2 separate regions of the Homo sapiens genome follow, and region 1 is linked to region 2. Evidence: chromatin contacts called from ENCODE Hi-C or POLR2A ChIA-PET data. All regions are on one chromosome and are shown on one strand. Each heading gives the region's core, a stretch centred on a gene start or an enhancer-like site at or near the end of the contact. The rest is flanking DNA. Distances are from core to core; before and after follow the strand shown. Region 1 overlaps ELMO1 (engulfment and cell motility 1). Region 2 overlaps AOAH (acyloxyacyl hydrolase).

The links. Hi-C counts contacts between places; a loop is a spot of excess contacts on that map. ChIA-PET counts read pairs that join two places held with the same protein, here RNA polymerase II (POLR2A). Pooled maps may share reads with other maps.
Region 1: a pooled map shows a loop between it and region 2 (2.4-fold over the local background). The contact joins two enhancer-like sites. A Hi-C loop is called at or near these places in 1 of 50 pooled maps. POLR2A ChIA-PET finds 5 or more read pairs at or near these places in 3 of 52 experiments (BJ, CD8-positive, alpha-beta memory T cell and activated T-cell).

What each region holds. Positions count from the first base shown.
Region 1 is chr7:37,108,985-37,111,925 of GRCh38, forward strand. All of the region lies in intron 14 of ELMO1 (engulfment and cell motility 1), which reads right to left. Among named protein-coding and RNA genes, the nearest start is that of ELMO1-AS1, 110 kb to the left of the region's middle. Within about 2 kb of position 1,390, at least 3 of the 41 ENCODE cell types and tissues checked have a DNase peak (open chromatin) inside an H3K27ac peak, as active enhancers do.
Region 2 is chr7:36,677,358-36,680,623 of GRCh38, forward strand. All of the region lies in intron 2 of AOAH (acyloxyacyl hydrolase), which reads right to left. Among named protein-coding and RNA genes, the nearest start is that of AOAH, 46 kb to the right of the region's middle. Within about 2 kb of position 1,279, at least 4 of the 41 ENCODE cell types and tissues checked have a DNase peak (open chromatin) inside an H3K27ac peak, as active enhancers do.

The DNA.
Region 1 (2,941 bases), core at 140-2,639, 430 kb after region 2:
ATTTGTGGATTTAATCAGAAGCAAGGGTTTATGTGATGCACTGAGAACCTCTAACTTCCTTCTTCATCAGGAGGAGGCTCAGAACCCAGAGGCTACTCAGCATTCAGGGCACGTATTCCCACAGAGAATACAAGCTGGGGGGAAAACTCACTTGGAGACTCTCTGCATTGAAGCATGTGCCTGGTGTGCCCCCAGGGACAATGCGGCCACGTGGATGAAAACACTCAGAAGCAAATCTCCCTGGGCCAAAGCCCACACTTCAAAGGCTTGTTTAGGAAAACCATACACTCAACCTTCTTTGTGTATTGTGAAAATAAACATTTACAGAACATTGGAATGTGTGAAAAATGTCCTTCGTTGTGTGTTTATGGAAAACATTTGGCAAGTATTTGCTATAAATGCTTCCTGTAAATGCTGTGAGTGAGAATCAGCAGGAAAATGTATGAGATGAGAGGGAGCCAACTCCCACAGCAAAAGAATGTCCCCTTCCCTTCCACACACCCCACGCGCTGCCTCCACTCTGCACTCCTCCGCCGCCCCCCTCCCCAGATAAGGCCCAGGGGATCCGGGAGTGTGAGGGTGGGGAACAGAGAAGGGACAATCTGTGAAGGGGCCTCCAGGCTCAGCATTCCATGTTGGAGTGCAGAAAAGGAAACTGACTCGTGTTTCCTAGGTGATGACGCCCCCTAATAGGATTTCCTTCCCCTTCATTCTTATTGGTTAACAGTTCTGATTCCAAGTCCCCCATTCCAGCTGGAAACATTGCCTCAACACCCACCCGGTCTTCCCCACCTGAAGACTGGCCTGCCTCTCAGTTAACTCTTGGACGCTTTCAGGTGAAAAGTAAAAAGTGGAAAGCAAGAGACTCAAATATATTTCTTCAGAACAAGATGCATGGGACATTTCTCTTAATTCCTCAACAATGGACAAAGACCTCTGATGATATGAACTGAAAAGGGAAGAGAGTGTTGCAGGCCACAGCAATGAACGCTCGTGGTTTTTACCAGGAAGCAACCTTGACCGCCTCCAGATTGCCCTCTGGGATGAACCAGGTCCTCCCCTGCCACATGAGGTATGTAGTGGGTACTGCAGAGAGGCTGGCTGCTCTTGGTTCCCAAGCAGCCTCCGTGATAAACAGCCTCAGTGTTGAAATATCAGGGAGATTAATTATCTCGCAGATGTTACATGCCAAAAAGGCTACTTTTTTTCTTCATTTCAGAATTCTTTCCTTTTTTAAGAAATACAAGGACACAAATCCAATGTGCTTAATTAAGCCTGCCAAGGCGAAGAGGCCCAGCTGCCTGGCTGTATTTGTATCTGCACAGGTGCCCAGGGAACACCAGCCTCACTCTCAGCTTCATCTCCAGGTCCCCTACCTCTGCCCAGAGGTCCTCACATCTGCACCTGACTGGAGCTAATGACAAACATCCTTACACAGCAACTTTTACGCTGATTTGCAAAATGATTTATTTTAAGTACGTTTCTAAAAACATAAACGTTAAGTCAAAAGGTCTCAGCATTTCTGCCACTTAAAGTATACCTATGTAACAAACCTGCATGTTCTGCACATGTATCCCAGAACTTAAAGTATAATTTAAATATATATATATAAGTATTGATAAACCATAATCTAAAAATGATGTCATTTCACACTTCCCAAAGCAATGGAGGAGTTCCCTTTAAAATCATTTCACCGGCTCACCTAGATTTATCATGGGAAAGAAAAATCCACAGTCTCCTCTGATGGAAGAAGAAAGGGGCTATGGGGCCCCCCAGACTTTCCCAATCAGCCCCATGCTGTGGCTCTCCCCAGCCATGGACCATGACAGCCACTCCCTAATCCTGAAAGAATCCAGGATTTCCTCTCCTCCAAGCAGCTGCACCCTTGCATGGCTGGGTATGGTGGTGAGCGTAGGGGATTTTTTGGTAAGCTCTTTGGGGAAGAATTCCTACATCAAATACATATTTATGAATTCAGAGAATTAAGAAAATTCTGAATTCAGAAAAGACTCTCAGTTACTTCATTCTCCTACCCCGTTTACCACCACATTCTACCAGCATCAGCTGCCCCAGGACCATGTGGGCCTCTCTCTTCCTGTCCAGATCCTCTTTTGTTTGTACCTCAGCCATTCTGACAGTAGGTTCCTTGGGGCTCTTGGTCCAGCTCTGCGTTCTCTGCAGGCTCCTGCCCTGAGAGAGTCAGTAAGAGAGTGTTTCTCACCTCAGGCCATGACTTGGCATTATGGACTGGACACATGACTCACCCATTGAAAAGATCAGCACACGTAAGTTAACCTCACCCATTCCACAGTCCCTCATATTGCTAAGAAGAGCAAATGGGATAATGCATGAGAAGGCAAAAGCACCATCAAGATCCAGTGGCTGGTGCTAGAGCAGGCTAACCAGCTGCTGCATCACTTTCAAAAGGCTTACAGGCCATAGACTGTTGGGAGCTTGAAATCGGCCACAGCAGGAGTATTGATACCACAGAAACCAGCAAATGCTGCAATACTAATCAGATTTTCTTTTAAGAAAAACTTTTGTACTAGCATACTACCAAATTCAATGTAAAGTATTAAAAAGTCACCACCAGAGCTGTCTGGGTCCAAAGTCCCCATTTGCAACTTACTATCTATTGTAGCAATGGGCAATTTACTTGACCTTTCTGAGCCTCAGCGCTCTCATCTGCAAAATGGGTACAATGATAGTGAGAATTCAATAAGGTAATGCATATAAAATGTTCATAACCATAGCCTGGAAACATTCACTACTCAATATAGTTTAGCTTTCTTTTTGTTCCTACCATATGCAGAGTAGAGCCCCAAGCTGCCAAGCTATCAGCAGAACTGACCCTTCTGTTGAAAACTAACTAAATGTTGGTCTTCTTCATCATTGGCTTATAGAGAACTCATGTCTGCTCATGGAACATATGCACATCTTC
Region 2 (3,266 bases), core at 29-2,528:
AAGGAAATGCAATTCAAAGCCAAAATGAGATACAACTTCATGTCCACTATAATGTGCTATAATAAAAGAGAGAATAATATGTGTTGGTGAGGATGTGGAGAAATCAAAAGCTTGTACAATGCTGATGGCAATGTAAACTCGTGCAGCCAGTTTGTAACCAGCCTACCAGCTCCTCAGACTGTTTAACATAGAGTTACTATGTGATCCAGCAATATGATCCAGTTTATATATGATCCAGCAATGTGATCCAGTTTATATATATATATAAACATATGTCCACACAGAAATGTGTACACAAATATTTATAGCAGCATTTTGCATAATAGCCAAGAAATGTAAACTCCTCAAATACCTATCAGCTAATAGATCAACAAACGTGGTATACCTATACGATGCAATATTATTCAGCCGTAAAAAGTAATAAAGTTATAATACATGCTACAACATAGTGAATCTCTAAAACACTATGCTAAGGGAAAGAAATCAGTCACACAAGACCAGATATTGTATGATTCCATTTATATGAAATGCCCAAAACAGGCAAAGTCATAGACACAGAAAGTAGATTAGTGGTTTCTTAGGGCTGGAAAGAGTGGGTGTTTGGGGGCGGATGCTAAAAGGCATGTAGTTTCTTTCTGGTGTAATGAAAATGTTCTAAAATTGATTGTGGTGACTGATGAACACGCAACTCTATGACTGTACTGAAAGTCACTAAATTGTACACTTTAAATGAGTGAACTGTACAGTATGTGAATTGTAGCTTAATAAAAGTGTTTAAATACAGATTCCCTCTCCCTTGGGATCCTTTTTAGGGGTGCTACTGTGGAGAGGGTCAAGAAGCTCTGATGTCACAGTATACTCAGAGACCTGCATTTCATTCAGTACCAGCCCACTGGCTTCTGGCCTTGGAGAAATTGCCTCCCCTTTCTGGACTTCCATTTCCTCATCTGAAAAATGTGGGTGTAGGATTTGGTCTCTATCACTATAATGTCTGCTAAGTTTGGGGACTTTTGTAAGAGATATTCCAAATTAAATGAAGGAGCTTTGGAAAAAAGTTAAAAGTACTGCTAATGCAGAACTGGCTTAGCCTAGAGCAGAGCAATTTAAAAATGGACATTAGGGTGTTCTTTGATAAAGTTCTAATACTGGCTGAAAGGCAGAGAAAATTCATCTTCTTTCTGGTAAGATAAGCAGTGTGTGTGTGTGTGTGTGTGTGTGTGTGTGTGTGTGTGTGTGTGTGTGTGCGCGCGCGCGCGCGTTAGAATTCTGTTTAGCTCAAGTCAAAGAGGATGGCTGCAGGTTCCTTCCTCCCTGAGCAGAACCATTTGAATAGTTTCCGGTAGTCTTCTGTGATTGTTAGCTTGAGAGGCCCCTGGAGCAATGGCTGATATGGGACAGGAAATGCTCTCTGAGAGCTAAATTCTGAGAGCAATCCGTAAGGGTACAAAGCAGAAATATGCAAAATCTCCAGAAAGAGCCAGCTATCCCCAGTCAGCCATGATCAGATGGTAACCTGATTGTTACTGATACACCTGAAGAAAAATTTGGCATTTACATATTGACAGTAGCTTAGCTAAAGTAAAAATTATACTGTTAAACTCTGCCTGTGACAAGGATCATACAAGAGTATTTAATTTCTACAGATTAAAAGAGACTTGGAACAGCATAGGAAAAAAGAAAATGTGGCTATTCCAAAGGACAAAATAAAGTTAAAATAAGACCAATTAAGTAGTTATCATACATTGGGTGTATACAGATGTATGTGTAAATAAAACATAGGACATTCCAATTTGTAAGTTACCTTCATGTTTACCATCACTTCCTTTCTCATAAGAATCTTTTCTAGTTCTAGATCCCTGAGGAATCACCACACTGTCTTCCACAATGGTTGAACTAGTTTACATGTACCTTAGAACTTAAAGTACAATAAATATATATATAAAAAATAAAAATAAAAAAAAGTATTGAGGCCTCAAAAAAAAAAGAATCTTTTGAGGGGGTAATTATTTTTATCCTCATTCTATAGACAAGAACATTAAGACTTAGAGAGCTTAAGATCACAACATAGCAAGTGGTTCAGCTGAGATTAAAATACTCCAAAAGGTCTTGTTATTTGTAGTATACATTTCAATGTGCTTAGGACATTTTATTTGATGCCTTATCTACCTCAAGTATAGCAGATATTGTTATACATTATTATATGTATAATATGTATACATTATTATATGTATAATATGTATACATTATTACATATGTATAATTATTATATACAAACTTGAAGCACAGTGCCACCAAGGGACCACATAATTATTTTTTTTTGAGACGGAGTCTTGCTCTGTCCCTAGGCTGGAGTGCAGTGGTGCAATCTCAGCTCACTGCAACCTCCACCTCCAGTGTTCAAGCAATTCTTCTGCGTCAGCCTCCTGAGTAGCTAGGACTACAGGCACATGTTACCACGCCCAGTTAATTTTTGTATTTTTAGTAGAGATGGGGTTTCACCACGTTGGCCAGGATGGTCGTGATCTCTTGATCTTGTGATCCGCCCGCCTTGGCCTCCTAAAAGTGCTGGGATTACAGGCATGAGCCACCACAACCGGCCAACCACACAATTTTATAAGTACATATTCTGGGATGCATTCAGACTTTCAGAACCTCCAGAGTAGGCATGAAGTGCCTTCTTTCTTTTAAGACTACATGAGTTTTTAACAATTATATTCCACAGAGATAAAATTTCTGCATAGGTGACCCAGGAAAGTGAACTTGTAGCAAGACTCTCAGGGCATATGATTCTGTTGACCCCTGACTAGTGAGAATGATTCCATTAATCATTTTCCATTAACAATTCCGAGATTCTTCCAAGGTGCTTCCTAATGAGAGCCAGAGGCAAAAGCAGTGGATGAAACTGAGGGTCAGAAATGCTTTGCACGATTAGAAAAAAACTGTCTTATAGGGCACAGGGAAAGGCAACATGATTTACTAAGAGATTATTCTCAAGAATGGTGCTTACGCGATTTCCCTGCTAAAACTTTGTTTTTTGTACTTTTTTAGCTTTGGAGGTGAAAGTAATACTTCACTGAAAAATAATTTAAAAATAATTGTGTGTTTATGTGCTTAATTTCATATCCTTCTGTCCCCCATTCACCTGGCCTACCAGACAGAAGGCAATGCAATATTGGATCCCAGTAGGCACTGTGGGTCAGGCCTATTATGTCTTCCAGGAGAAATCCTTAGCTAGGAGAACGTCTATCTTTGCCACCCCATACAAC